Linked DNA regions of Mus musculus: region 1 is linked to region 2. A link is a loop called in an ENCODE intact Hi-C map of the cell type or tissue named here. Cell type or tissue: left cerebral cortex. All regions are shown on one strand. Each heading gives the region's core, and the rest is flanking DNA. Links, peaks and the distances in the headings are about the cores only.

Evidence for each region. A loop is a pair of places that touch in the nucleus more often than their neighbours do. Peaks named below come from ENCODE experiments on the same cell type or tissue, not always from the same donor. Only the 100,000 strongest peaks of a DNase experiment are listed, where the experiment ranks them.
Region 1: it touches region 2 in a loop (4-fold over the local background); 10 of 42 quality-filtered maps call a loop at or near these places.

Annotation. Positions count from the first base shown.
Region 1 is chr17:31,557,234-31,572,576 of GRCm38, forward strand. It overlaps Pknox1 (Pbx/knotted 1 homeobox), which reads left to right and starts at 7,540. Exons shown (of 11, transcript NM_016670.3): 1 at 7,540-7,655. In left cerebral cortex, for the core only: a CTCF peak has its summit at 8,754; DNase peaks (open chromatin) are centred at 6,721, 7,239, 7,558, 8,047 and 3 more places; H3K4me3 peaks cover 3,505 bases; H3K27ac peaks cover 2,464 bases.
Region 2 is chr17:31,651,137-31,666,479 of GRCm38, forward strand. It overlaps U2af1 (U2 small nuclear ribonucleoprotein auxiliary factor (U2AF) 1), which reads right to left and starts at 7,618. Exons shown (of 8, transcript NM_024187.4): 1 at 7,517-7,618; 2 at 3,843-3,930; 3 at 510-576. The coding sequence starts at 7,560. In left cerebral cortex, for the core only: CTCF peaks have their summits at 4,287 and 7,519; DNase peaks (open chromatin) are centred at 7,168, 7,708, 9,777 and 9,952; H3K4me3 peaks cover 2,089 bases; H3K27ac peaks cover 1,411 bases.

The DNA of each region.
Region 1 (15,343 bases), core at 4,467-12,466, 92 kb before region 2:
ACCCCCGTCATCCCAACATTAGGAAGGCCGAAGCAGAAAAATTGCCAAGTGGAAGGCTAGCCTGGGCCACACAGCGAGACTCTGACCCAGACAGGACAAACCAACACTTTACAAAAATGTCGGCATCCCTTGAATCTGTGGGTCTAATCTGGAAGCTGGCCAACTCTGAAAAGAAACTGAAGGTACAACTAGCTATACAAATTGGTGCTGCTTGCCAATAACACAGGGTGGCCACTGGCACAGGGTAGTGTGGCCACTTGTGGCCTGGGAGACTGGGTCTGTCTAACCCACAGCGTAACCACCCTACTGCCACACCGAACAGAATGGGTATAAAAAGCCAGCGTCTGGCCCTGCATCTAAAGGGCCAGTATGACCCCAGGGTTGTAGGATGCTGTACCAGAAACACAGCTGTTCTGGGGCAGGCGTGGGACAAAGGCTTTGCATCTGGAAACCATCCAAAGCTTCCAGCTGTCAGAGTCAAACCAGGAACCATGGAAACCAGACCCTTGCAGCTCTGTGTCGCTCTCTGCTTACACTTTCAGGGACCATGCCTTGCTGGTGGGTGAGTCCTGACCCCAGCACAGTTCTTCCAGGGTGAAACCCCCACCACCCCAGCAAACATTTAGCAGACGAGCAGGTTTTACGTGTCTGTGTTGGTCGGTTATTACGGTTATTACGACTCCAAGGTCCCTGAGATTATCTACTTAAGAAGAAGGAAGGTTTAAAAGACTTACTTTTTTTGGAGGTTCTGACCCGTGGTCTATCAGCCCTGTTGCACTGGGCCTAGGCTGAAGCAGCATATTAAAAGCCTGGGGGGTGGGGTGGGGGAAGGGTGTGTGTGTAGGAGCTCCTCACAAAGCACCCAGGAAGAGGAAATAGGATGGGGTGAGCTAACTTCCTTCCCCTAGGCTCTACCTATTAAAGGCTCCACCACCTCCCAGTAACATCATAGACTGGGGACCAAGCCTTCCACACACAGCTGAGAACTGTTCTCCAAACCTTAGCAGTCACCACTGAGAAATACCGTGGGAAACTGTATCACTCTAGCGCCCCGGTCTGAGCCCACCACATGGACAGCCAGTCGCAAACTGGAGCTGTGGGATCAGGTTTAATCCGGTTGTGGAGGTGGGGAAGTGAACAACAGAGACTCCTCATGCAGCAAGGACCTGGTACCTCCAGGACAGCGGTGTCCAGATCGGAATTCCCTCGTGCACAGGGCCCAGCTTGCCCAACTGTGTGGGTTGATTAGTGCATGGTAGAGCGGGGGCTAAGAGAACCAAGCAACCTGGTTTCTCTGCCACAGATCTGAGGGATAGGGAAGGCTGTCAGGGCCTTGGAGGGCACTACCCTCCACAGCTCCCACATCTGGAAGTTCTCTGAATCCTATGGATGCTGCAGAGTGCATCTGTGCTCTTAGCCTGGTAGGTTTCCCTTCTCACATCAATCCCTAGGTGGGAAGCTTCAGTCAACCATGGCTCCACTTGGAACGTCAGATCCCACAGGCCAAGACTCCACCCCGCCACAGGATGGACCTCACTTCACACTTCAGGTCCTGGCTGGTATTGGTGCTTTGGATAGATTTGTATAAACTGGGAGTGGGGGGTGGTTATGCCTTGAATTTGAGTTCCTCTGAGTATACTTTGTCATTTGCTAGAATTGTTCGTAGAACTCTAAAAGACATTTTATATACATTGACCTCTTTATTTTCAAGGGGGAAGCTTTAAGACTGAGCATGTCGCAGAGGTTCTGAGGGATAGGGAAGGCTGTCATGGCCTTGGCGGGCACTACCCTCCACAGCTCCCACATCTGGAAGTTCTCTGACTCCTACAGTTCCTCTTTGTTGGTGGTTGCGGGGAAATATAAAAAAATGAACGAGCGAGCACTTGTGTCAGCAACTCTCTGCTCCAGTGGCCTTGGCTGGCCATGCACTGGTGGGCAATGGCTGACCTGTTTTTATCTCACGGAGACTCTCCGACTCAAAGCTCCAAAATCTCTCCACCCAGCTCTCTTAAGTTCCCACTGGTGGGTCATTACCACATCAGCCCCATGCTGCAAAACCCCCATGGCCTTTGTGGTGCATATCAGGCAAACCCACGCTTTGCCGCCATACCTTTCTCTCTTGAACTCAGATGAGCCGCCTCGGGAAGGAAAAACGCAACACAGACTTAGTTCAGAAACAGTGCTAACTCAGTCTCTGGGCACAACAACTAAAACCTAATCCTGTAAACCTTATTAGAATCTGATTCCTCTGGTGGTGAATCTTTGAGGATCTGCCATGATACCAGGAAACTCTAGCAGCTACATTCTGCCCTTATGCTCTCCCTGGTCCAAAAGGCTCTAACTCTCTCCTGCTTCCTCTTGTCCCCTTTCCAACTCGGAAGTCCCTCCTACTCACCCAGTGATTGGCTCCTTTATTCATTAGGGGATTGGTTCATAAGTCACCTGAGTACTTGTGACTCCTTGTCCACATATAAACAGCACCAGGCCCATCCAGAACAGTTGGTTACCTTTATGTTACTCTGCTATAACACCATGGGCAAAGCAGATTCTAGAAGGAAGAGTTTAAGATGGGCAGTGGTGGCGCACGCCTTTAATCCCAGCATTTGGGGGGGCAGAGGCAGGTGGATTTCTGAGTTCGAGGCCAGCCTGGTCTACAAAGTGAGTTCCAGGACAGCCAAGGCTACACAGAGAAACCCTGTCTCGAAAAAACTAAAAAAAAAAAAAAAAAAACCCCAAAAACCAACCAAACAAAAAAACCCCAAAAAAGAACTTGTCATTATGACCAAAATACTTGAGCCCACTTCCCTGTCCAAGCCCCAAAACTTGCCTGAAGCCTAGTTCTTCTGTTCCACCCTAAGACTAAAATTCCTGCCTTACCTTACTTCTCTATTACAGCCTAAAGTCATATTCTTGCTGAAACTTACTTCCTTATTATGCCCTAATGTCAGATTCCTGCCTGAAGCCCATTTCCTTGCCCTTGGCCAATGTCAGACTCCTGCCAAGTGGTACCCCAGAAAGCTTTCCACAAAAAGAAAAGAGGAAGAGAGGTAAGGACAGGATAAAGCATTTGGGGACCAGAAAGCACCTGTTAGCAACCTTGAGAGAAGCTGTGGTGCTGAGAGCAGGACCCCCCCCCACCCCCAGGCCTTGTTGGGGAGGGCAGTCCTGACTGAATCTTAAGGCCCTTCTGACCTCCTCAGCTATGAAATCACTCGGTCAGTTATGGTATCCCTAGGAAACTTTGTATACCCGGCATGAAGAGACTTGGGATAAGGGAGACACTTTAGGGATGGAGGGACTGACTTTGATTCTTACCACCCATGCGAAATGTCCCAGAAGTCTTACACACTTATAATCCCAGAGCTGGGGAGGCAGAGACAAGGGGATGCCTCAATTGGCAGGTAGCTCTAGGTCCAGTGAGACTTTGACTCAAAAGATAAGGTGGAGACTGACTGAGGAGAACAGCCAATGTTAGCCCCTGATCTCCACACCTCTCGCACCCACACAGTCACACACATGCACATGCACACAAGCACAGATACTACACACAAAGAGAAAACTAAAACAGAAGAGGGAACAACTCTAATGGAATCTACACATTATAATCGACTGTCTGGTTGCTTTGGCTTTTGCCCTTGTTTTTCATTCTTCAGAGACAGAGCCTCATATAGGCCTGGCTGGCTGGCCTGGAACTTCCTATAGCAAGGATGTTCTTTTTTTTTTTTTTTTTTTTTGGAAGGATGTTCTTGACCTCTCACCTTCCTGTCCCCAACACCAAGTGCTAGGATTACAGATAGGCAACACCCAAGCTTAGCAGGTTGATTTTGATACGAGGGATAGAGGTAGATGTGTCTTGCTAAAATCACTCCGGCTGGCTCTGAACTCCCAATCCTCCAGACTCACAGACTCAGCCTCTTTTATTTTTTCAAGACAGGGTTTCTCTGTATAGTCCAGGCTGGCCTCGAACTCAGAAATCTGCCTGCCTCTGCCTCCTGAGTGCTGGGATTAAAGGTGTGCGCCACCACGTCCGGCCAGACTCAGCCTCTTGAGTAGCTGAGTACCCCACACATTCATCATCACCCTCCTTCCAGACCCCCAGATCCCTTAAGGATACCCAAGGTCCTCCTCTACCCGACATGGAATGGCCTGTGTCCATCTGATACTTACTGGGCTGATATGCACACTGAAGTCCTAGTGGTCAGGGGCTACCATGTCTTTCTTTTTCTGTGAGGTCCCCTGCAAACCAGAGCGGAAGCTCAGTCCTTCAAGTTGCCGCCTTTGTCACTCTACCCTTCTGTGGGTTTTGCATGGAACACACTACCACCTGTCTGGCCTCCATCCCAGTCAATTATCTTTCTTACTGTCCAGTGTGGCTGATCTACACACAGTGTGGGTGACTAACTGGTCCCTCCCTCCCTCTGTTATACCTGCGGACATGTGTCCACCACAAGCACCTATACTCAAGAGGACTAAAATCCTCTTTGCTGTCAATGACAGTTGGGATAAAATCAGGGTAAATAAAATCTGATAAAGTTTTAGGTTCCAAAGTGAGGTCATGTCCAGGTGCTTCCTAAAGAGTGGGAAAAGCAGGTTGCAAGTTCCAAGATCATTCCTTTTAAAAATGGGAACAGATTCTACTTTTTTCTTTTTTTGGTTTTTTTAGACAGGGTTTTTCTGTGTAGCCCTGGCTGTCCTGGCACTCACTTTGTAGACCAGGCTGGCCTCGAACTCAGAAATCTGCCTGCCTCTGCCTCTCAAATGCTGGGATTAAAATCGTGTGCCACCACTGCTCAGCGAGTTCTACTCTTGAATTTCTGCATACGGTTGCTGTGTGTGTGGCTTCTCACTCATGCTCTGAAACATGGCCCTTAGGAAAGTGGTGAAGGAGCTTTTAAAATTATTTATTGTCTTAAGGATTTGTTTATTGTATTTATATGAGTACACTGTAGCTGTCTTTCAGACACACACTAGACAAGTACATTGGATCCCATTACAGATGGCTGTGAGCCACCATGTGGTGGCTGGGATTTGAACTCAGGACCTTTGGGCGAGCAGTCAGTGCTCTAAAGTGCTGAGCCAGCTCTCCAGCCATCCAAAATAATTTATTTTTATTTATGTGTATGTGTACATGTGTTTCTGTGTGTATGGACCCACAGATGACAGAGAGTGATGTAGGATCCCTTGGAGCTGGTGTGACAGGTGGTTTGTTACCTGACATTGGTGGTGGAAACCAAATTCCGGTCCTCTGGAAGAATAATAATGCTTTTAACCCCAGAGACACTTCTCCCACCCCTAAAAGTGAAGCTTTAAAGGGCATTGTAAAGACACAGAATGGGGGGCTGGAGAAATGGCTCAGCAGTTAAGAGCACTGACTGTTCTTCCAGAGGTCCTGGTTCAATTCCCAGCAACCACATGGTGGCTCACAACCATCTGTAATGGGATCAGATGCCCTCTTCTGTTGTGTCTGAAGACAGCTACAGTGTACTTGTCTTATATATAAGACAAATAAATAATATCTTTAAAAAAAGACACAGAACGAATGGTAAATAGCGTTAAATGTATAATATTCTTTCCTTAGAAGCCATCTGGATCTCAGCCCTAGGAGGAGGAGGTCCTGTGTGGTCTCACACAGGAAGCAAAGGATTCCTGGGACCTATGGTATGGTGATCTAATGACCCAACCATTGTGGGTGTTGACAACCCTGGGCAGGTGATCCACAGTTGTATAGAAATTACGATGATCAAACCATGGAGAGGAGTAACAGCCCAGCTTCAGTTCCTGCCTTAACATCCCTTGGTGACAGGCCATGATGTGGAAATAAAAACCAAATAAGCCTTTCCCAGGTTGTTTTGGTCGGGGTTTTAACACAGCAATGGAAAGCAAAACAGGATACTCTCTTTGGTTAATCCCTGCAATTTTTTTTTTTTGTTTTGTTTTGTTTTTTGTTTTTTCGAGACAGGGTTTCTCTGTATAGCCCTGGCTGTCCTGGAGATCACTTTGTAGACCAGGCTGACCTCGAACTCAGAAATCTGCCTGCCTCTGCCTCCCGAGTGCTGGGATTAAAGGCGTGCGCCACCACGCCCGGCTAATCCCTGCAATGCTTAATAACTTTGTTCTTTGAGGCAAGGTCCCTATGTATTCCATATTGGCTAGGACCTCAAAAGGTAGATAAGAATGAATTTGACCTTCTGATCTTTGTGCTTCGACTACCCAAGTGCTGAGATAACAGGCATATGTCACCATATTAAACCTGGTAAGGTTTAATGTGTGTTGGGGATCCCACCTAGGGTTTTGTGTATGCTAGGTAAGCACTCTTATCAGCTGAGCCATATCTTCAGCTCCCAAACCCAGTTTTTCAAATTTTAATATTGTTGTTGCTATTGTATGTGGACAAATGTGTGTGCATACCACACATGTGTTGGTAGTTGGTTTTCTCCTTCCACGTGGGTTCTGTGGTGAACCGAACTGTAGCTACAAAGAGAGTGATGCCTTGGGGTGTCTGTGGAGCCTTGAGGACACAGGAGGGTGTCCTACCAAACACATGCTGCGGCTTCCTCAGGCCCCTTCCAGCCAACAGTCCTGGGGTACAAGGCTCCTCCTGAGGAGTGTGGGGTCATCAGAACCGCTTTAATCTGTGTACGGATGAGAAGCACCGATCACACACTCAGGCGGCCACTGCATAAAACTGTTGCCTAGACAAGCCAGGCAAATTGAGGGCCTCTTTCGCTCTGTCTTTTACTTCGATCAGTGAAGCCACGGGGCCCGGGGTACGCTGCTGCAGATGATCTGGTTAGGCAGAGCTTCAACTAGAGACAACACTGTCCAGTCCTCCTAAGGAAAGGTCTCTTTCTTTCTTTTTCTTTCTTTTTTTTTTTTTTTTTTTTTTTTTTTTTTTTGGCCTGGAGTCCTAACGGACCAGATGTCAGACCGCAGTCACTTCACGGTCAGTCAGGAGACTGCATCCATGGTTAGATCCCAGGGCAAACATCTCAAGCGCTCAGTCCTTCGGTCTTTAAAGATGAACGCCTACCTCCTCGCGCCTACCCCAGCTCCAGAACCTTGATTGCGAGGCGCCGCTCAGAACGAAGGGCTAGAGCCGGGAGGCCCAGAATCGCGAAGGTCCTCTGATGGTACAGCCCGTACTCCCCGCCTGAGCTGCAGATGGTTCCACCCAGTTCCACAAACCTTTATCCGAAGGGAGGGAGCAGACGAGTGCGCAGAGGAGGCGTGGTCTATAGCTCTCTGGGCCACGCCCCACGGCGTGGTCATGAAACATAAGCTCTGCCTCTGGGGCGGGGCAGGCTGCTACTGGCGCCCGGGCTGGGCCGCTGGGTGGGGCCTGGCTGAGTGCGCGCAGCGGGGCGGGACCGGCCTCTGCCCCGCCCCGCTTGGGCCCTCCCCCGCCCCCTGCCTCGCCCCCGCCCCACCCGCCCCGCCCCCCGCCCGCCGTCGCGCTGGGCGGGGGCGGGGCCCGGGGTCGGCAGGCCCCGCCCCCGCGGTGAATATTGATGCGGCGCGCATCGGCGTCGCCCTCCTCCCATTGAGCGAGGCTGTGTCGCGTGGCCCGGCGTCGGCGTGACGGTTGGACGCGGGCGCGGCACTGCGGGTCCCGATTGCTGCAGCCGCTTGTCAGTGTGATGAAGATTGGCACCCAGGTAAGCTGTCACTCAACCGCTCCGCCGCCGCCGCCGCCGCCGCTCTCGCTGCCGCCGTCCCTATCAATCACACCGGCCGAGGCCGCCGCTGCCGCCGCCTCCGCCGCTGCCTCTTCCGCCGCGGGCCAGGCGGGCGGTCGGGCGGGCGGTGCCCCGGGCCGCACTTGACCCGCGCCCGGGGCGGGGGCGGGGGCGGGGGGAGGGGTGCGCCGATGGGGGGAGGGGGCGCTGAGGCCGCGGCGCGGGGGCGCGCCCGGCTTGTTTTCCTGTGTGGGTTCAGGGGCGCGGAAATTTCTCGAAGGCGGCAGGGCCTCCGCGCTGGGCCCGCTCGAAGCGCGCGCCTAACCGTCGCTCACGGAGTGCAGCTCGCGGCTGCGGGGGCGCGCGGGCCGGCGGGGGCGCGCGGCGGCGGGCTGAGGGCCGAGGGCCGAGGCCCGGGGGCGGCGCGGCAGGAAGATGGCGGCGGGGTCGGCAGCCCAGAGGGGCGGCCGGAGCCGGTGTGGGGCTTCCCGGGGGAGTCCGCGGATGGTGACAGCGTGTCGCGCGTGTCCACGGCCCGTCGGGGAGAGCTTCTCGAGGAGCGCTTGGTCCGCTGTGCCTGCTCCGTGTGTATCTGAGAAGGGAAGCGGTGCGGCTAGGAGCACCGAGCCCGGCGACGTCGCGGCTCCAGGCTCCGGAGGCCGTAGCCTGCGCGGTCGGTCCCACCGCGCCAGCCGGGAGCGCGCGGGCCACGGGGGCCAAGATTGAGCACACATCAGGGATTCTGGATAGTTGAGACGTGGGTGTCGGCTCGACAGGGAAGCCTCTTCCAGAAGTGACTTGTTTTTGTTTTATTTTATTTTTTTTAAAGATGTGGGTGATTTCCACTAAAGGATGGAAGAACACGCCTCTAAGCAGGCCTCCTGTCATAGCACTAGAAAAATGAGCTTTCCCTAAACACTCCAGGGAAGGATTTGACTGAGGCGGGAACGCGTTGCTAGCACGCTTTTTGTTGCTCATTCGGTGTCCAGGTGAGGCAGGCAAGAGTCCCTAAACCCTCCCAGCCTGTGCGGGCCATCCCGTTGGCAATAGCGCGCTGAGTCTTAGATCCACCATTGTGTGAGGTACCGTTGAAGCTTAAGGTTCTTCCTGGAGAACTTTGGCCACCAGGGCACCAGGAGTTGATGCTCCTTAAGAGAGACCCCTGTGCTTTAGGATAGAACAAGGATGGCTGGGAAGATAGCTCGGTTCCCCCCCCCCCCCCCGCCCCCAACCAGCTCTGTGATTCAGGGGGCGGCAGTTTACATTTGGTAACGTTTCTGTGGCCTTGTATCCTAACTTTAGGAGGTCCTGATTGTGAATTGTGGAAACAAAGTCACTGTAGGAGTAGTAACATTCAGTTACAAGCTTCACTTTGGCCCTGCACAGTTAAAACCAGAACTGTTGAGAGGAAAAGAGATTTGCCAAAGTTCGAAGTGTGGATCCAGGAGCTGAAACTTTCCCAGGGTCAAAAAGAGTACCAGTCATGTTGGAATAGCTCTCAAAAATATCTGATCTAGCGAGGTGGTGGTGGCACGCTCCTAATTCCAGCACTCAGGAGGCAGAGGCAGGTGGACCTCTTTAGTCTGGGCTATAGAGTTCAATCAAGATAGTCATGGCTACATAGAGAACCCTGTCTTAAAAAAAGTATTGGGCCAAAGTGTCTCATCGGAGCCCCGGATTAGCTCCCTGTGCAGCCGGGCTGAGCAGAGCTTTCCAAGTCCTTTGGGAGTGTGGTGAGGTTTCTGTGACAACTTAAATGCTTTGTGGACATGCCTCACACTGGTTTTGCTCATCTGATCTGATTGCCTTCCTCGCTGAAGATGCTTCCTTTTTGTTTTTGTCAGTTTCTGTCCTTTTTAGAAACCCATGTACATTCAGCTGTCTTTGGTAGGAATATGGATGAATGGATGTTCAGGGCCCTCTTCATGACCTGGCAAATTTTTTGTTGGCAGAGGTGACAAGGAATTCAAGAAGTACAACAGTCAGGAGAGCTTGATGTCCTGATGTGGTGTGGTCTAACAGTGGTTGAGGGTAAGAGAAGTTAGCCACAGCCTTTGGTGGGTTAGGCTGTCTTACAGTTAGCTGTGCTGAAACACAGGGAGTTCTTGTCTAGAGTGAAAGTTTCCATCTTGTCTAGAGTGAAAGTATGTTGTATGTGGTAGGATTGGTAGGATGAACAAAGTGGACTGGACAGTCATTTGGTGCAAAGCAGACAAAGGCCTGGCCACAAAGGCTGCTTCGTGTTACATTACTGAGGGTATGCCAGGTACCTCAACTGCTACAGCCCCTGCTGTTGAGCTATTGTTTAGGAAGTTCCCCCCAGAAGGCAGGCAGTGTGGCCTGTGGTTGGGAATTGTGTCTCTGATGTTCTGTGGTTCTTGGAACAGCATCATGGGAAGCGGATGGCGTAGCTTCTTACTCCAAGGATTTTCAGGGAGGTGGCGGGGGGGGGGAACATTTACAGAATCTTGAAAACCATGAGGTAGGGGATGCAGTTCACTGACGGAACTCTTGCTTTACAAAGCCCTGTCATTCCAAATATCCCTGCTCCAGATGATTTTATCATCTTGGGCCTTTCTCTGGAGTGATAGAGCGTGGCCATCCTGATGGGTAAAGTCACAAGGCCCTTCTTCCCGTCTGAGGGTAAACTGGTTAGCATGGGTTGTCAGTGCTCTGTGTATATAACATAATTTCTGTTCAGGGCAATCCTGTCACCTGAAGGCCCACCTTCTGATAGAGGTAAGCCTTCTCTGGTGACTCTGTGTGTGTGCTCACTGGGATAAGACGACAGGTGTCCAGTGGGCTCCCTTTGTAGTCACCATGTTGTCTCTACCTCATGTTCTCTCAGTCCTCACTTTTGCCGCCTTCCCTTTTGTTAGCCATGGACATGAGACTTCTGTGCTCGTTCTTCCTACACATCACCATCCGCACGGACAGCTGGGAGCTGTCTTTTTAAACATCAAACGCCCCTTCATTTTCTTGCCAGCAACCACAGTTTACTTCCTGTATGTCTGAAGGGGTCAATTTTAGGTATCCCATATAAGTGGAATAATTACTTTTGTGTGATTGACTCATTTCATTTAGCTAAGTTGCATTCATATTTTACCTTGGGTCTGCATTTCCATATTTTTAAGCCTAATAAAGTTCCATCCTGTGTATGCCCTCCATTTTGTTCATCTACCATTGCTGGAATTTTGGTTCTGCCTGCCTTTTGGCTATCATGGGTAATGTGGTCATGAACATGAATGAGTGTGCGAGTATTTGGGCTCTGCTTTCCGGGCGTTTGACACAGTCTCAGGAGTAGATGTCCACACCATGTTGGTTAAAGAACCATTGTCCTGTTTTTCCACAATAGCACTGCTCTACTCAGGGTTTCCAGATTCTCCACATCCTGGGATTTGAGTGTTTGGTTGTTTTGTGGCAAGAGACCAGAGCTTTGTAAACAGACAAGCACTCTATCCCTGAGCTCCACTTACAGCATCAGTTTTCTGTGTGGTTGGTTTTTAAATTGTCCTTGTATGTGAGATAACAATTTACTGTATAAATTGCATTTTCTAGTGCTTAGTGATGGTGAACATCTTTTCATGGATTTGACATTTGTGTGTTTTCTTTGGAGAAATATCTTTTAAATTCTTTGCCCACTTCTGAATCTAGTTTATGTGCATATACTTTATGTATAAGTTGTTAAAAGTACTTCTGTATCTGGCAATATCATATAATTTTATGCATGTTAACATAAATGTTTCTTACTTTAAAATTTTAAAGTTGGGCCAGAGAGATGGCTCAGCAGGTAAAGAAAGTTGTTTGTCACCAAGCCTGACAACCTGAGTTCAGCCCCAGACCCCACATGGTGTAAGAAGAGAAGTGACTCCTTGCAGCTTCCCTTAACCCCACACTAGCTGTGGTGTTGTACACACATACAATAAAGAGATTAATTTAAAAAAATGTTAAGTGTCACAGTTTTTTTTTTTAATATCTTATGGTTATGCCTGATATATCGGGGCCTTTGAGCACTAACTTTTGACTTTGTGTTTTCCATCTGAAAACTGGCTTTCTTCTCATCCACTCAACATGTACTCCTGGGTTGACAGGGAATCTGGTATGGAAAGGCAGCACCTGCTGGAAGAAGGGCCTGCTGGGGCCTCTTCCTGCACTGCACTGTGGATGTCCCTTGCGGCATTGGCAGTGCCCAAGGGAGAACGTTTGTCCTAGGGAAAGTGTGCTTAGCGTGGGAGAGTTGAGGTCCCCATTCTCTTCTTTCTTCCTTTGCTTTCCTTGTGCTAGGGATTGAACCTGGGACTTTGTACATGTTAAACACATGACCACTGTCGTCTGTGTCTCCCAGGACAGTCACTGTTCTAGTAACAAGGACATTAGGCAAGTTTTTTTGTGGCAGTTTGAGTTGATGCCGGTGATAGTCACATAGTCTTAAAGCTTTGATAATGAATTTAATAGCTACGATGGACCATCTAACTCAGCCTCAAACCAAATTTTAAGCCCCATAAAATGTCTTTTGTTAGGGCCGAGATAACAGGTAAGTGCTTACTGCACAAGTGTGGGACCCCAAGCTCAGATCCCCAGGAACCCACATAGAGCCCGATGTGGGAGCACATCTGTAAATCCCAGCACTCCCGGAGAGATGGAAGGCAAAGAGACTGAGAATCCCTGGGCCAGCTGGCCTGGCAAATGCAGCAACAGACAAAGTGACCTGATCTGCATATGCGTGCTCTCACACGTCAGCACTCACCCCCTTAGACTAACACAGTGTCTCTGTTATTAGAGTTTTGCTACGTCTTTAGTTGGATTCTGTACATTTTTATTTTTATTTGCTGTGTAGCCCAGGCTTGCCTCAAACCATTCTTCCTCTTGAGCCTCCCATGCAACTGAGCTGTCTGAGTAGGGGGTTGTAAGTGTGCCACTGTGCCTGGCACAGGTTTTATTTTAATAAGGTTTAATATCTGATTCTATTTGGATATTAAGTTTTAAATGGCACATTCTCAAGCTTTGTTTGAAAACTAAAGTGATTTCTTGGCAGATATTTTCCTTCAGATGAGTTACTTATTGACTGGCCATTACTGTGCCTGGGGATGAGGACCAAGGCTGTTTGTGATTTATGAGCCCCTGTCACTTAAGACTACTACTTTTTTTATTTCATTTTTTAAAGATTTATTTATTTTAAATATGTGAATTCACTGTCGCATTCTTTAGACACACCAGAAGAAAGCATCCAGTCCCATTACAGATGGTTGTGAGCTTAGCTACCATGTGGTTGCTAGGAATTGAACTCAGGACCTATGGTAGAGCAGTCAGTGCTCTTAACTGCTGAGCCATCTCTCCAGCCCCTCTTGAGATTTCATACACAGCAAACTCCCTTGACTTTGTGCTGGGTGACTAAGTCCCTAAAACCGCTCCTGGAGAAGGTGTCCCTTTGAAGACAGATCTTTGCCAGCTTTCTTAGAATGTCCTGGTATTTCAGGTGTGTTATAAAGCACATATAGAGCCGGGCCGGGCGTGGTGGCGCACGCCTTTAATCCCAGCACTCGGGAGGCAGAGATGGGAGGATTTCTGAGTTTGAGGCCAGCCTGGTCTACAAAGTGAGCTCCAGGACAGCCAGGGCTATACAGAGAAACCCTGTCTCGGAAAAAAAAAAAGCACATATAATTTGGACAAGGACCATCGGTTCATAAGGAGGATTAGTAATGGAAGAAGAATGTCGAGACAGTCCAGCATTCTCCAGTGCTATCTTTAGCTGCCTTCTGCTGTCATGTCTCTCTCTTAGTGCTGATTGTGCTTTCTGCAGACACTAGAACTGAGCTTGCCTAGAATATCCAGCTTCTCCAGCTTGGAGTGTAGGCTGACTTTGATGGCAGGTAGCACTGGGGAGCTGGAAAGGACCACAGGATGCTAATGCCTAGCCAATGACTTGAAAAAATACTTTAGGTGGGTGAAAAGTTGAGTATTCCAGAACTGCTAGGCCTACACAGAGAAACCCAGTGGAGACAGACAGATTAGATTCTCTTTGGTTTAGCCATGGCCTGTATTTATGTGGCCCTAGAGCTAGGGATCATTTTGTGACTGTGTGTGTTTGTCCATTCAGGTGGAGCCTATATTTGTATGGCCCTAAGGGGTAGGCAGAGAGACAGACAAACTTTGAAAACTATGTTTGTTTGTACATTTTAGTGGATATTTTTGTGAATATTTAAAAATATGTGTATGAGTGTTTTTGACTACATGTATGTATGTATATATACCATATATGTGCCTGGGGCCCATAGAGGTCAGAAGATAGCACTAGATCCCCTGGAAGTGGAGTTATACATGATTGTGAAGTGCCATGTAGCCTCTGAGACACAGATGTCTGTCTTCTTGAGCATCATGTATTTCCATGTTACCCAGGCTCACCTTGAACTAGACACAAGAGATCAATCATCCTGAAGTAGCTTCTTGGGTAGCTGGGAATGCAGGTGAGCAACTGCACACTTGCCTTATAAACATGTTGATGTGTAACTGATAATACAGGGTTGTTATGGAAACCAACTGGGATAGGTTTGCTATTGACTTTAGTTAGTGTAGTGTGAAAATAACTAGTTGATAACTGAAGATGGGTGAGGACAGGAAACATAACACACATACAGGATGACCAAACAGGGAAAAAAATTGTTTTATGAAATAGGTTTCCTCTGTGTAATAGAGCCCTGGCTGTCCTGGATACGCTTTGTAGACCAGCTGGCCTCAAACTCTCAGAGATCAGCCAGAAAAACTTTAAAAAAAAAGATTTACTTATTTATTTTATGTACGTGAGTACACTATAGCTGTACAGACGGTTGTGAGCCTTCATGTGGTTGTTGGGAATTGAATTTTTAGGACTTCGGCTTGCTCCAGTCAACTCTGCTTGCTCAGTCCTTGCTTGCTCTGGCCCAATGATTTATTTATTATTATACATAATTACACTGTAGCTGACTTCAGATGCACCAGAAGAGGGTGCCATCCTATCACCACTGGGCAGATAAAGCCATACGATTCCCATTTTATTTTATTTTGATTTACATATATATGAGCTGGAGTTACAGGCAGTCGTAAGCTGCTAAGGGATTCTGGGAACTGAACTCAGATGCTCTGTAAGAAAATATACAAATTTAAAAAATGATTTATTTATTTCATGTATGTGGGTGTACTGTCGCTGTCTTCAGACACTCCAGAAGATGTCCATTACAGGTGGCTGTGAGTCACCATGTGGTTGCTGGGAATTGAACTCAGGACCTTTGGAAGAGCTCTTATCCACTGAGCCATCTCGCCAGCCCCAGAAAAACTTTTTTTTTTTTTCAAGAGAGGATTTCTCTGTGTAGCCCTGGCTGTCCTGGAACTCACTGTGTAGACCAAGCTGACCTCGAACTGAACTCAGAATTCCGCCTGCCTCTGCCTCCCAAATGCTGGGATTAAAGGCATGCACCACTACTGCCCGGCCCCAGAAAAACTTTTTAACAAAGGAGAATTGAGAAATAAAACCATATGACATAAGCCCAAAATATCAGGAATCACAATTAGTTTGAAGGGACTCAATATCTCATCTGATAAAGTTCCAAGTTAAGCAGAAAGATGTCATCTAGCCAAACAAGCTGCTATATAAGGCAGCTAAGACTGACAAGTAGATGGGAAACAAGGGGTGG
Region 2 (15,343 bases), core at 2,754-10,753:
TGAGTGCTCATCTGATTAGCACACCTGCACGGGTGGGTGAGTCAGTGCAGGCTGCAGACCCTCACCTGGGAAACACTCAGAACAAGGCCCTCACAGAAGAGCATGACCTCTGACATGCAGTTTATGGAAATGAGGCTAATGAGCAACAAAAATCTTAAAATTTCTAAGCAATTTCCACCCGAGTTCCAGAAAGCGAGAGAGCCATTCAGATGCCGCTGCTCTTCAGAGGGAAGAACAGACCTCCAACTCAATCCCAGTGCATCCCAGGGTGACGGTCCAAGTGCGGAGGGAGCAAGAGCAGCAAGTCCCAACTACTTCAAGGGTGCCCTTGCCAGTCACTGTCATCCTGACTAAGGGGCAGGAGTTCAGATCTCGAGGTGAGTGGGGACAACAGCTCCTGCCATCTCTAGGACGCGGTTCTTGACACTAGCACAGCAGACCAGGTGGATGGACACTGAGCTCTGACACGCAAGCCCAGGGAACCAGGGAAGGAACTTGTATGAACTTACAGCGCAAACCGTCAGCAGACTGGGAAGAGTTTTGAGGGTTACGGTAAATGTTCAAGAGGGCAATGGTCTGAAATACAAAACGCAACAACTTTATATTATGGAAATTAAATGTACACACTTAACCGGCTGCCTGTGACGATCGATCGCTTCAGTTGAGTCAGTGCTGAAAGAGAGCGGGTTATTTCCCTCGCGCAGAGGTGTCCCCTTAGTTGGTGGCTGTCTTGAGCTACGCTAACTCTGCAGTGCAGGGAGATCTCATGAGATGCCAATATCGCACTTCTGCCCACAGCGGACTCTCCACTGCTAAGTGCCAGCCCAGCAAGGATGGCACCAGCTCTTAGCTGACAGAGACGGAGAGGAAAAGTGCTTGCACCTGCAATGGACCAAGCGCTCGCTGTACCAGAGAAATACAATATCTCATGTCATGAAATCTCCACTTCCTAGAGGAAAAATTATAATGGTGAAATAAAACCCACAAGTACTGGGCAACTTACCTTGTTGACTCCTTAATATTCCTACCATTTTAACTTTACAGAAAGAACTTAAGAAAGGCCAGGGTTCAGTCACAGTAAAGGCCGACAACTGGCTACCGGGCTAAAACCCGCTTCCTGTAGGTGGACACTCTCATGACAAACATAAGTCAACAGGAGAGGCCGGCCAGTGACTTTCCCTAGGAGAGCGCCTCCTGAGCGCTTGTGGCCCCTGTCAAGTTCTGGCTGTGCGCCACGAGGTTCCAGCACCGTGTCCTGTTTGCAACAGCTCTATGTCAGCAGCTCAGAGCCAGCGTTATGTCTCAATTAAGAGTGGGCTCTTGAACACCATCGTTTAAAAAACTTTCTCCAACTGTGGGACTTACAGTGTGAGCCGTCAGCCGTCTGTGCACTGTTTTGGGGATTACGATAGATGTTTTGAATCAAGATGGTCTGCGGGGAAAAAAAATAAAAAGGGGAATTCTACTGGCTGCTGTGCATATATTAGACAATTGCAAAGAGACAGTTTGTTTGCAAACGGTTAACGTTTGTTTGTTGTTTTTCTCACAAGTCAGACACTTGTGTCTTGTGCAGAGTATACCAAAACCATCATATTATGAAAACAGAGTTTGAGCAGTGACTTGGGTCAAGTCAGCCAGCAACCAAGAAGAAATTGTATTTGTTGTTTGAGTGGTCCCCGTTACCAATAATAAAGTGCTTCAATACAAGATAAGAGAATGCTAACATTTTCTTGTACTTCAAGCCAGCACACAACAGGTTAAAAAGTCACATAATCGCATTCCTCACACAATGTCATCTGTCCTAACCAAATGCATACTTCAACTGTACGCAGTACTAAGGTCTCTGGTCTCTTAGCAAAGCAGCCACGCCAGTTGTCTTGGATACCCGACTCTTATTTACACTTTCTTGGTGGGTCTCTGTTTACATAATACAATAGTTAAAACATTTGCTCTTTTGCGATCCTTCTTTTTAAGGAAAAAATCCTTTTAACCCTTGTGCTTTTAACTGGATCAGGCAGACTTGAAACCTTACACTGTACCGTTCTTCTTAAAATCAAGTTGTCTGAAAAAACAAACCATGTTGAAGTTAGTAAGCTAATATAGTACATCAATCTCACGCCCACATCACTAGAGCTTACAAAGAAACCCACCCTGAATTCCACTACCATCATGCTAGCCAATACTGCGTGACCTACAGCAGACTGCCTCTCAACAACCTGCTGGAAAGAAAGCAGCTCTAGGTGCTCTGCAGACCAGAGCTCAGCTTCCGGCTGTGCTCAGAGGGTGCAGGGCGAGGAACAGTGCCTGGGAGACAAGTCTGCCGCTGGAACCCACCTGGGAGGAAGGCTGAGCATCAGACCACACACCCTGAACCACTGGGTTAAAGCAGCCAGCCCTCAACCACCCTGGCGGGCCTGCACCTGCAGAGGTTTCCCAGAGCTGACTTTACCCAGCTCCCCACTGGAAGCATGGTGACAAGTAGATACCTGGTCCCTGCAGGTCTCCCCAGTACTGGGGCCGACAAAGGCTGCTCACTGTAGGGAAAGCAACGTAAAAGGGGAAGCTATAGTTACCTCTGACTAGTCAACCAAACTCCACTGAGGTAACTGTTGTTGTGTTGAGCTTACATAGTATACGGGGCCCACCTCCTGGCTTTGTTCTAGGCCTCAGTGCTTAAGAACTCTTGAGGCAACCAACTGTGTGCAACACTGGCTCAGAGAGCACTGGGAGCAACTTCTCTCTGCCCACAAGCTCACATGCCTGTCAACCAAGTACAGAGACACTGAAGGCATGCAGAGTCAGCAGCCTAAGACCACTGGGTCAGCTGGGAGATTTTGTTAACAGACAAATAACTCACTCATAACAGTTTAAAGCAGATGGTTTGATAAGTCTTAAATTTCACTAAAAGAGAAGGACCCTTTAGGGTCATTAGGACAGATGCCTCTGATACTAACCACAGGGCAGCCAAGGATAATTGGGAATGCTCTCCCCTCTAAAAACATCCAGTGCTGTGGTTTCCTGGGGTAACACAAGGCTCCCTTCTTCCTTATATATATATAACTGGCAAATGTTTTAACTTTCTACAGGAAAACTATCTAGTATAGAAGAAGGAAAACCCTGTGAAAGGAAGATGCCCTGCAGCTGTATGTAGCCTGTAGGCTGTACGCAGTCACTGTACACAGGCCTGGACGCAGCAGTCCAATCTAGGTAGGCTCAGGGAGACCTTCCAGTCTCCCACCTCTTCATTTATTAGCAAATCTGTGCCAGGACTCAACTGCCTTTCCCCCACAACCCCTACTGCCCCACCAAACGAAATATGGGACTCAGTTTAACTCTGGTAGACCTAAGCCTAAGATAACGAACACCTCTCAGTGAACTCAAGAAACCCTGACAGGAGCAACTTATGCCCATCTTTAAGTTTCTATGCTCAGGATGCCTTGTGGTGTCAAACCATGGACCTCTCTGGGGTATTAGAGTATGCTGGGTCTGCTGATAGACATCTATGCCAGCACGCCTCACCCAGTGACTGCATCACTACTGCTCAGTGAGGAGAAATCCCTCTATATCCACTAATGTCTCTGTAAGGGAGAAGAAAGGGGCGGCAAACTCCAGCTTCAGCCAACACCCAACCATATTTTAAGAAACTTCTCTAAGGTCAAGGACATCAAGACTTCCCACTGGGTAGGTCCATCACCCTCTGTAACAAATGCAAAATAAAACCAGAGGGAAGATTTAACTTGCTGAGTGCATGAGAATGTTAATCGCTCCTGAAAGCACAAGAACTTTTGATAATTTGTGAAAAATAAAAAAAAAAAAAGCAAAAAACCCAGCAACACACAAACCTGGCTAAAGGTTGGTTTATTGTGCAACCGAGAACATCTGTCTCCATGACGACATGCTCCGATTTTGAAATAAAATGAACAGTTGACTCTGTAAAGGGAAAACAAGAACTGATTATTTCTGGCAAGATGTGGCAGAAACGCCATTAACTTGAAGCTACTTCTCAGCTACTTTCTTCCATGCTACAGAAGTCAGGCAGCTCTTGCAGGCAGTGTTAGAGGTCACCACTCTAGCTCCCACAGGATTTCTAATTCTTTTTTTTTTTTTAAAGATTTATTTATTTATTATATGTAAGTACACCGTAGCTGTCTTCAGACACTCCAGAAGAGGGCGTCAGATCTTGTTACAGATGGTTGTGAGCCACCATGTGGTTGCTGGGATTTGAACTTTCAGACCTTCAGAAGAGCAGTCGGGTGCTCTTACCCACTGAGCCATCACACTAGCCCAGGATTTCTAATTCTAACTTGCCTCCTGCTACCCCAAGCTCCTCCCCCACCCCGCCTTTTAATTCTGTGGGTCCTGGGTGCTGCAGGGGCACTGTTCCAAGGATGTGTTGCTTGCTCACAGGCTTGAGTGCTGTCACCACGTAAAGAAAACAGAAAACAAAGTCCAGGCTCTTTCCAACTCATGCACCAAACCAAGAGGAAATTTCCAAACTGCTCTGAAGCAAGCAGGTCTCTTGGCTTCACCTCAGTGCAAATGTGCTATGTGGACGGCTAGCCTGCTTCCCACATCACACATGAGCACTTCAGCTGCCACAAAGCTCTGCTCAGATACTCCAAGGAGCCACAAGCAACCAGAACCATCAGGTGCTGGGTTTTGGTTTCGTCTGAGCTTCTACTTGATGTAGCTTCCCTATGAAGATGTCAGCTGCAGAGGCAGGACTGCCGTCCCATAGATACTTTTAGTGAGAACCACATGTTTAAGTCCTGGCCCTGGAGTAAAGGCTGAAGGTCACATGGTGGACGACCATAAAGCCCAGGTATCCTCTGCTGATCAGACAGCAAGTCTGTGCGCTTATCTGCAAAGGAGAATGGGTTCCTTACTTTACATAACCTAACTTGATTAGGTAATGGGCAAACTTCTTGGCTGAAATACTCAAGGGTTCCACATAAAACAGCTCTCAAACCTGCACTCCCAGCAAACACTTGGCCTCAGCTGAGTGGCGGCAGCACACACACCATTACTCCCAGCACTTGGGAGGCAGAAGCAGGGGGATCTCTGAGTTTGATACCAGCCTGGTCTACAAAGAGCTCCAGGACAGCCAGGGCTATGCAGAGGTGATTTCTGTCAGACAAGCTTGGGTCTAGAGAACAAGTCACAGCTACATATTTGATTGGTAAAAACTCACTACTTAAAAAGCCCCAAAGTTACCCAGGCGGTGGTGGCGTACGCCTTTAATCCCAGCACTTGGGAGGCAGGCAGATCTCTGAGTTTGAGGCTAGCCTGGTCTACAGAGTGAGTTTCAGGAGAGCCAGGGATACAGAGAAACCCTGTCTGGAAAAAACAAAACAAAACAAAAAAGCCCCAAAGTTAATAGGTACCCATGTTCCTGTTTCAGCTAAAACCACATAAATAATCTCAGTTTGTTTTTTTTTTTGTTGCTGGGTTTTTTTTTTGTTTTTTTTTTTTTTTTTTGGTTTTTCGAGACAGGGTTTCTCTGTATAGCCCTGGCTGTCCTCGAACTCAGAAATCCGCCTACCTCTGCCTCTCGAATGCTGGGATTAAAGATGTGCGCCATCTCGCCTGGCTCTGTTTGTTGGTTTTTAAAATTGTGAATAGCTTGTTGAGATGGCCCTTCTCCACACAGACATGAGCACAGGGCCTGAGTGACTATGCTTCTGGTTTTGAAGTCCCAGCCTTTAGGCATCATCACAGGGAAACCTCTCATGTGAGAACTGGCATACACGTGTTCTAGCACATTTTCTCTGCAACCAGTTTAGAGAAGGTACTCTTCCATAACACCAAGCAAATTTGCATGTATTTTTGAGACAGAGTTGCTAGGTCCTGGAACTTTTTTTTTTTTTTTTTTTAAAGATTTTTTTTTCCCCCGAGACAGGGTTTCTCTGTATAGCTCTGGATGTCCTGGAACTCACTTTGTAGACCAGGCTGGCCTGGAACTCAGAAATCCGCCTGCTCTGCCTCCCAAGTGCTGGGATTAAAGGCGTGCGCCACCACTGCCCGGCTAAAGATTTTATTTAATGTATATGAGTACACTGTAGCTGTCTTCAGACACTCCAGAACCTTACATATGGTTTTGAGCCACCATGTGGTTGCTGGGAATTGAACTCTGGACCTCTGGAAGAGCAGTCCGTGCTCTTAACTGCTGAGCCATCACCAGTCCTGCTTCCTAGAACTTGTTATGTAGACCAGGCTGGAACTCAGAGATCCACCTACCTACCTCTGCCTCCAGAGTGCTGGTACTAAATGTACCACCACACCTGGCTTTTGAGTGTTGATTTAAAAGTACTTTAACGGCTTTACTTTAAATTACATATATGGGGAGGGGGAGGGGTGCCCGTGGCGGCCAGAGGCAATGGATCTCCCAAGATCTGGCACTACAGGTGGTTGTAGGACATCAGATTGCAATAAAGGGGATTCAGGGAACCACACTACTGGCCTCTTCAAGAGCAGTTCACACTCTGAACCACTGAGTCATCTCTCTAGTCCCTTTAATGTATTTTAGTCATCCTTAACACAAGGCACAACCTTCCTCCATGACTTCCTGAGAACCCAGACTTTATTCCAGCTGATTCTCCAAGACTGGTCTAGACCTAACATCCAATTAAATGTCTCTTGAGTGACTGCCGATTCAGGCATGAGACTTTTAGAAACATCCCCTCTTTCAAACACTGAAGACTGTATAAAGGTGCCTGATCGGACAGCCTCCATCCTGGAAAACAGAACATTTTAAGAGTGAGAATGTGGCACCAAAAACGTTATCTATTGCAAACGCTTACCACCGTGACTGACATCTGCATAAACCTTGTACAAGATTCAGAAACATAAAGATGGTGACTACTTACTGGAAGCAGATTAAGCCAGATACTTAAATCCTTAGGTTTTCAAAGTAGGAATTATCCTTGAAAGTGTCCGAAGACATTCCCCTTAACCTAAATTTCAGCCGACACGCGGAAATGAGTATGTGCCTCGCAGCACACGACCACAGGCGGGAATATTGCTATTCCTTTTCCTCTTACCCTAACAGTTGGCTACGGAAATGCAAACCTTAATTTAAAAAGAAAGGCGGGTCCGCCAACGCTTAGGCAGGCAGGAGGTTTATTCGGTCGAAACCGCTCCCAAAGGTCGGCCCCAGCACTGAATGCTAGAGAGGACGGGGCCACAGCACTTCCGACACGATAACTCAAAGCCTAAAGTTGCAAGAAACGTGTTACTTCGCCACAGAAGCCCCGGGCAGCAGTGGGAGCGCGGCGTGGGGCAGGGCCCCGCGTAGAACCCGGCATGGAGCGCCCGCGGTGGAGCTCGAGGCGCCGAGGCCCAGCCCGAGCCGCCCGCCAGTCCCGCCGCCCGGCCCACGAGGCGGCGGCGCCGAGCCGCGCGAGGTCTCCAGGCCCGAGCCAGCCGCCACGCCTGGACGTCACCGCCGCTTGCCTCGACCGGCACCCGCTGCCCGTCGCCTCCCCAGCCCAAGTCCCGGCAGGCCGGCCCTACTCACTTGTCTTTTTCGGTGCCGAAGATGGAGGCCAAGTATTCCGCCATTTTCGAGCGGACGACTCAGGCACGGCAGCCGACGCTGCCGACTACGCCGACGTCCCTCCGGAGACGTCACCCGACGCGACGACGCTCTCCCCACCCGTCGTAGCGACTCTGTCCAATTGGGAAAGGTGCTGCCAGCGCGGGGGCGGGACGAAGAGCATGAGGAGGCTCCGCCCCTACCCTGGCGCCTGCGCACTCCTTGGCGCCCGGGCGGGTCCCGCGCATTGCTTGCGGCTTAGGCTGTGGACAGCCGCTCCGCGCGTGCTCAGCACCGCTGTTTCCCGCTCCCGCCGCTGGGACCGCGCCCTCTCCCCTTGCTGGCCCTCCTGTCCCAGGCCTCCCACCAGTGCAGCTGTAGATAAGGGGCTCTGTCCGGCCTCCTGGAGGGCCTTAAACCACAGCATCCTCACAGTCACAAGGCTCACCTTCAAGTCACCAAATTTCCAGGCAGAGCCTAATCTCCGTTATCTCAGGCAGAGACCCAGGCTGCGGGGTCATCTTGGTTGGATGACTTTATCTGCTCTCTCTGGCTATAGAGCCACTTCCATCCGAGGACGAACCGTGGAAGAGGGTTGTGGGAAGCTGGGGTCTCCTCACAGGCTCTCACTAGTTAACCTGGTTACTGGAACCAGGATGAATGACCCGATCAGGTCCACCAGACCATTAGTTTGTTCATCCTTCTTTCTTCCCACACGCCCATTCACCCCTCACTAATTAAGCTACCCAACTATCCATGCCTCACCCATTCATCTTCCCCTGTCACATCTATTTATCTCTTATTTGGAGACATTAGAAGAATAAGCCCTGTGACACATATATAGACACAGGCTGCTACGATGTTTGTTTTATTGAGCGTGTTTTGTTTTTTGTTTCTCCATGGGATGGTCTTGTGTATGCATCAGGCTACATAGCTACTATGTACAGCTACAGATGACCTTGAACTTCTGATCCTTCTGAATCTCTTACCATCCTGAGTGCTAGGGTTACCAGTGTGTACTACCAAATAGGTTTATATGATGCTGTATGTTAAGCAAGCACTCTATCAACTGAATGACATCCCGAGCCTTGGTTGGTGTAATGTTTAAATCCACTTTTCTGAGTTATGGAGAAGAGGCTTCTGGGTATGTCTGTGAGGGCAGGGATAACCACTTCATACTTCGCCATGCATTGTATCACTGGGCTCTCTCTCCCTCAACTACAAGTAACTAATACAGCTGGTATAATATTGCTCCAGCTGACATGACAGAGAGTTTAAAAGAATACAGACCTGGTGACATCTATTCCTGTTGGTGGCCTTCTATGGCTCCCAAGGCTCTAAGTATACAGGCATCTTTCCACTTTTTGTTTTGTTTCTTTGTCTGGTTGGTTTTGTTTTCCAAGATAGGGTTTCTCTGTGTAGCCCTGGCTGTCCCGGAACTCACTTTGTAGACCAGGCTGGCCTTAAACTTACAGGGATCCACCCGCCTCTGGGTCCTGAGTGCTGAGCCTTCCTGGTGTGTACCAACACCACCTGGCTTCAAATGTAAAAAGTTTAAAAGGCAAGCTGGGAAGCAAGTGATAAAATACTGGTATTGATCTTGCACAGGCAGTGCCAAGATCTATCTATCTATCTATCTATCTATCTATCTATCTATCTATCAGTGAGTGATACGAGACCCCAATACTTCTCCAGTCATTTATCTTCCCTCTTCTTAAAGGATATAAAACTCAATGCACACCTTTTATCCCATGTTTGGAAGGCAGAGACTGGTGGATATATATGAGTTTAAGGACCAGCCTGGTCTCCATAGAGAATTACAGACCAGACAGATCTACATAGTGAGCCCCTCCAAAAAGAAGGAAGAGTGTTGGCTGAGCTACTCAGTGCTACAAATGCTTACTTAGCATTCATTCATAAGGCTCTAGGCTCAATCCCCAGTGGTTTTGTGTTTAAGGATACAGATAAAAGAGGGAGGCAGTGGTGGTGCACACCTTTAACCCTAACATCTGAAGCAGAGGCAAGCAATATCTGTGAGTTCAAAGACAGCCTTGTCTACAGAGTGAGTCCCGAACAGCCAGGGCTACACAGAGAAACCCTGTCTGGAAAAAAAAATGCAGATAAATGGAATTTATAAGTGCATGTGGGAAGCTCTTTGCCAGCAATAGAGCTGGCAACGAGGATGCTACCATATGCCAGGGAGAGCAGTAAGCTGGCCGTGACAAGCTGCAAAGAAGCAGGAGCAGTTGAACTTTAAAGGTGAGCATGAATATGCAAAAGTGCAAAGCAGTAAAGCAACCTGCCTGGATGGACTGCTTCCTCGCCGGAAACAGCTGAGAACCACACTGGCAGGTTTTCTGTGAACCTGCTGCATGAAAACTATCATTTGAACAAGCACTAGGGGCTGAGGAGGCAGTGTGCCAGCCGGCTCCATTTCTAGTGAGGCAGGGAGGGCTAACAGAGGAACAGGTGGCACCGTGAAGCTGGCAGGTTGGAAAGGCTACAGGTGTGAGCGTGGGCATTTTGCCTCTTATGCAAAGGAAACCAGGAAATGTTCCCTGTCTGGCTTTCTGGTATAAGTCCCATAAATTCCTAACCGCTAAGCTGGCCTGGAAGAAAAGCCAGCCTTTGGTATTCTGCACAGCCCCTCAGCGCATCCATCCTGAATGTCTTTTGAATAGTCATGTTCTTGGCATTTACTGTCCCTCCCTTTATGAAAGAAGTTTTATATCCTTTAAGAAGAGGGAAGATAAATGACTGGAGAAGTATTGGGGTCTCGTACCACTCACTGATAGATAGATAGATCTTGGCACTGCCTGTGCAAGATCAATACCAGTATTTTATCACTTCCATAATTGCAAATGTTTAGACAATTGGCTAGTTCCATCAGCACATGCTTGCATGGTCTCTAGGTCTCTGGTTTTGTTTTATTTATTTATTTATTTATTTATTTATTTATTTTTTGGTTTTTTTGAGAAAGGTTTCTCTGTATAGTCCTGGCTGTCCTGGAACTCACTTTGCACACCAGGCTGGCCTTGAACTCAGAAATCTGCCTGCCTCTGCCTTCTGAGTGCTGAGTTGATTAAAGGCAAGGGCTATTACTGCCCGGGTTTTGTCTTATTTTTTTGAGACAGAGTCTTGCTGTGCAGCCTTGGCTGGCCTGGAATTTACTATGTAGACCAGGCTAGCTCTAAAGTGACAGGGATCCACTTGTCTCTGCCTTCCTGGTGCTGGTACTATAGGCATGCCATCATACCCACCCTGGGATCACTATGTTCAAAACAACCCAGGTCAGAGCCAAGCAATGGAGGCACATGCCTTTAGTCCCAGCACTTGGGAGGCAGAGGAAGGCAGATATCTGAGTTCTGGTCTACAGATGAGTTCTAGACCAGCCATGGCTACACAGAGAAATCCTGTCCAGAAAAACCAAACTAAATCTAACCAAAATAAACAAACAAACCAGAACAAACCAAAACCATCACCACTGCAACTAAATCAAACCAAATCAAAACAAAACAAAAACCAAACAAAACAAAACACCATAGCCCAGCTTTTGCATGGTGGCACACACTTTTAAGCCTAGTACTCAAGAATCAGAGCCAGTATAATTTCTGTTATTTTAAGGTCAGCCTGGTCTACATAGCAAGCTCCATGACAACCAAGAGACTACACAGAGGCTCTTTCTCAAAATCAAAACAAAACAACTAAACAAAGCAACCAAACAAAACGACCAAACAAATAATAATAGGGGAAAAAAAGGACTAGCCAGTCATAAGCCTGGTGACTTGGTTTCTTGGGCAGACCATTACCTCCCTGGTGCTGCCTCAGGACTTGAGATTCCCCTCAGTCCCTATGATGCCCACCTTTAACCTTAGGGCCATCAACACAAGATTGCTGGCTCCTAAGGTATCTATAGAGACTGGCATTTAGCTTCTAAGTAGCCCACTTAAGTCCAAAGGTCTCCCACTCCAATCAACATAAGAAAAGTTACAATGTATAATTACCTTGCTATTTAACAAGTTGCTTTGTTACTATTTAGGTAGTGGTGACCTGAGAGTCAACTAGAAGCCAGGTATAACACTATCCCTCTGCTATTTATCTCACCTAGAACAAGTAATTTAGTTACAAAAAATGTGAATGTATTTGATCTGGAATTCTGGCCCAGGCCATCATTAAATAGATACTATTTGTTGTTAGTTTTTCATTTGATACTGGATAGTTTGTTTCAATGTTTTCTGAAAAACTGCCCTTAGTTTCCTTCTATTTTCCTGATCCTTGCAAATGAGACTTTGTAACTATTTGTGTCAAGATGCATCCTCTTAGGGCTAGAGAGAGAGTTCAATGTCAGGGCAGTTTACAGCTGCCTGTAATTCTAGTTCCAATGCCCCCTTCTGGTCTCCTTGGGCACTGCATACACTTGGCAAGCACACCCACATGCAGGCATACACTCATACATAAAATAAAAGTTACACAATTTGGTGTTTTATATATATATATATATATATATATATATATATATATTTTAAAAGTCACCTCTGTTTTCACCTCCATGAGTTTGGCATATCCAGAATTGCTTCTGTACACGCATGTGGCAGAGTGACTTTGGCACCAGTCTGAGCCTAGGTGTCAAAGGACTAGGTTCTTCCGGTCTTGGGACTCTAGCTGCTGTGTAAGGTGCCTGGCCATTCTATGGCATATGAAAGCTGAGTGTACAGTGACCACCCAGTTGTAAGGCTGTGCAGATAGAATTGAATACCAGGCCAGATATGGTGGCACACGCCTTTAATCCCAGGCAGAGGCAGGTGGATTTCTGAGTTCGAGGCCAGCCTGGTCTACAAGGTGAGCTCCAGGACAGCCTGGGCTATACAGAAAAACCCTGTCTTGAAAAGCCAAAATAAAAAATAAAAAAAAAAGAATTGAATACCAGGTGCATTATTGTAACAATGGCAAGGCTACAGCAGAATCCTGTCTGATCCACCGCATCTCTTGGCAATTGCTATTTCATCCTTACTGGAGAGAGGACATAGGGAGAATTGAATCAGGAGCTGCCAATTCCCAAGACTGATGTGATCTAATATGGAAGAGATTCTCTGCCTCCCAAGTGCTGGGATTAAAGGCATGTGCCACCACACCCGGCTACTTTATGTTTTCTTTTTCTTTCTTTTTTTTTTTTTTTTCTTTTGTCTTGTGTTCACTTCCTGTCAACTGGTTGCTTGCTCTGCCTCTTGGCCTATGTTTGACTTTAATCCTGTTTACAATATTTAAGCAGAAAGATCTTGGATTAAAAGTGTAAACTACCTGCCAGGTGTGGTGGCGCATGACTTTAATCCCAGCACTTAGAAGGCAGAGGCAGGCAGATTTCTGAGTTTGAGGCCAGCCTGGTCTACAGGACAGCCAGGGTTACACAGAGAAACCCTGTCTCGAAAAAACCCAAAAAAAAAAAAAAAAAAAAAAACAAACAAACCAAAAAAAAAAAAAGTGTAAACTATGGCTGAGCCACACCACAACTAAAAAAACAGGTTGTTTTTGTTTTTTGTTTTTCCCCAATAAATAACACAATCTTAAGGTTCACAGTGTGATCAAGTATCCTGCAGCAGTCTGGGATTCCTTTTGGGATGATAAAAACATCCTGGAACCAGCTCTGTGTGGTGGGCTCACATCTATAGTACTTGAACTCAGGAGTCTGAGAAAAGATGCTTATTACAACAAGTTCAGGGTCATTTTGGGCTTCTAAGTGAGTTCCAGATTAGTCTAGGGCTCATAATAAAACCTTGTCACAACAACAAACAAACACATCCTCCAAAACAACAACAACAATGAGCCAAACAAGCAAGAGAATCCCGAGAGTATCCAGGAACTCGGTAGTGGGAAGGGGGGTGTGAGTCTGCTACTCTAAACAGGATGCACTGGTTACTCTTAGAGGCTGAAGTTGATGGTATGTCAGCCATGTTTCAATACTAGTGCTTGAAAAGTGGAGCTTGGGATTCTGGGAGGAGGGTGCAGGAGGAGATGGGTGGGATGATACGGTGGGGGAGGGCGGGTTGGGGGGGGGCAGAAGAATTTAGAACCAGGGGGAACCTGGCAGGAGGCTAGTGGACATTCAGGAAGGACACTCTGGAGAGTTTGGGCTGGACTGGAGGCAGAGGCCATGGGCAATCTGGAAAAGGCTTTGGTTTTGGCTGCCTGGGTATAAAGCAACCAAGGCTGCTGGGTTTCTGCTGGGTCTGCCCACTTCTCACTACTGGAGGCCAGCTGCCGAAGCCTGCCCAGGCGGACCTCATGTGGGAAACCTGGTCCCCAGTGCCACCTTGTGGAGAGGTGGGGCATTTCCAAGGTGTGACCCAAGAGGGCTTTGCCTTGCCGACCAGAAGAATGCTGTTAAGGGTTTTGGAAGGAGCAGGGTCCTGATAAAGGTGTTGTCTGTCACATGCTTCTTTTTCCTCTTCCCCGTTCCCTGCATTTCCTTCCTTCCTTCCTTCCTTCCTTCCTTCCTTCCTTCCTTCCTTCCTTTCCTCCTCCTCCTCTTCTCCTCCTCCTCTTCTCCTCCTCTTCCTCCTCCTCCTCCCCCTACCCCCCCCTCCTCCTCTTCTTGTCCTCCTCCTCCTTCCTCCTTCTTTTGGTTTTTCGAGACAGGTTTCTCTGTGAAGCCTTGGCTGTCCTGGAACTCACTCTGTAGACCAGGCTGGCCTCAAACTCAGAAATCTGCCTGCCTCTGCCTCCCAAGTGCTGGGATCAAAGGCGTTCGCCACCACTGCCTGGCTTTTTTTTTTTTTTCTTTCTCTTTTCTTTTCTTTTCTTTTCTTTTCGTTTCCTTTCCTTTCCTTTCCTTTCTTTTCTTTTCTTTTCTTTTCTTCTTTGTGTGTGTGTGTGTGTGCTTCCTGCATTTCTGCTTTCTGTTCTATTATGGCCTGATGTGGCGCTGAGATGTTTGACAGGTGCCAAACCCATGCTCCTGGATTTCTCCGCCTCGAGAGCCTTGAGCCAAATAACTCTCTGTTCTTTATAAATTATCCAGCCTCAAGTAGTCTGCTATGGTGGCAAACTATGGTAAAGACTTGAATGGATATTCTTACAAAGTACTTAAGACTTGTCTGGAACTCTTCGGATCTCAGCTCCTTGCAGGGACCACCAGAGGAAGTCCTTTGGTCAGGAGAATTAATATCCTTTGTGTTTGTTTTTCAAGAGAGAGCTTCTCTGTGTAGCCCTGACTGTCCTGGAACGAGCTCTGGAGAGCAGGTTGGCCTCGAACTCAGAGAGATCAGGATCAGGTCAGGATCACAGAGATCCTCCTGCCTCTGCCTTCCAAGAGCTAGGATTAATGATATATGCCAGCACACCTGGTGTGAGTATTTTTTTCTTTTTTCTTCTTTCTTTCCTTCTTTCTTTCTTTCTTTCTTTCTTTCTTTCTTTCTTTCTTTCTTTTTCTTTTTTAAATTCAGGATAACTGAAGAGGAAAAAAATTCTGGATAACTGAAGAGGAAAAGCCCACCCTGAGTGTGAGTGACAGCATTCCTGGGCTGGCTCAGATGACAGAGAGCAGAAGCTTAAGCTTAGCATGAGAAGGTGTGCTTTCATTGTTCTCTGTGCTTGACTGTTGGTTGTGATTAGCTTAGCATGAGAAGGTGTGCTTTCATTGTTCTCTGTGCTTGACTGTTGGTTGTGATTAGCTTAGCATGGGAAGGTGTGCTTTCATTGTTCTCTGTGCTTGACTGTTGGTTGTGATTAGTTCTCTCAAGTTCCTGCTGGTATGGCATCCTTGCTATGATGGACTATAACCTGGAACTCTGAACTAAGACAAACCCTTTTTGA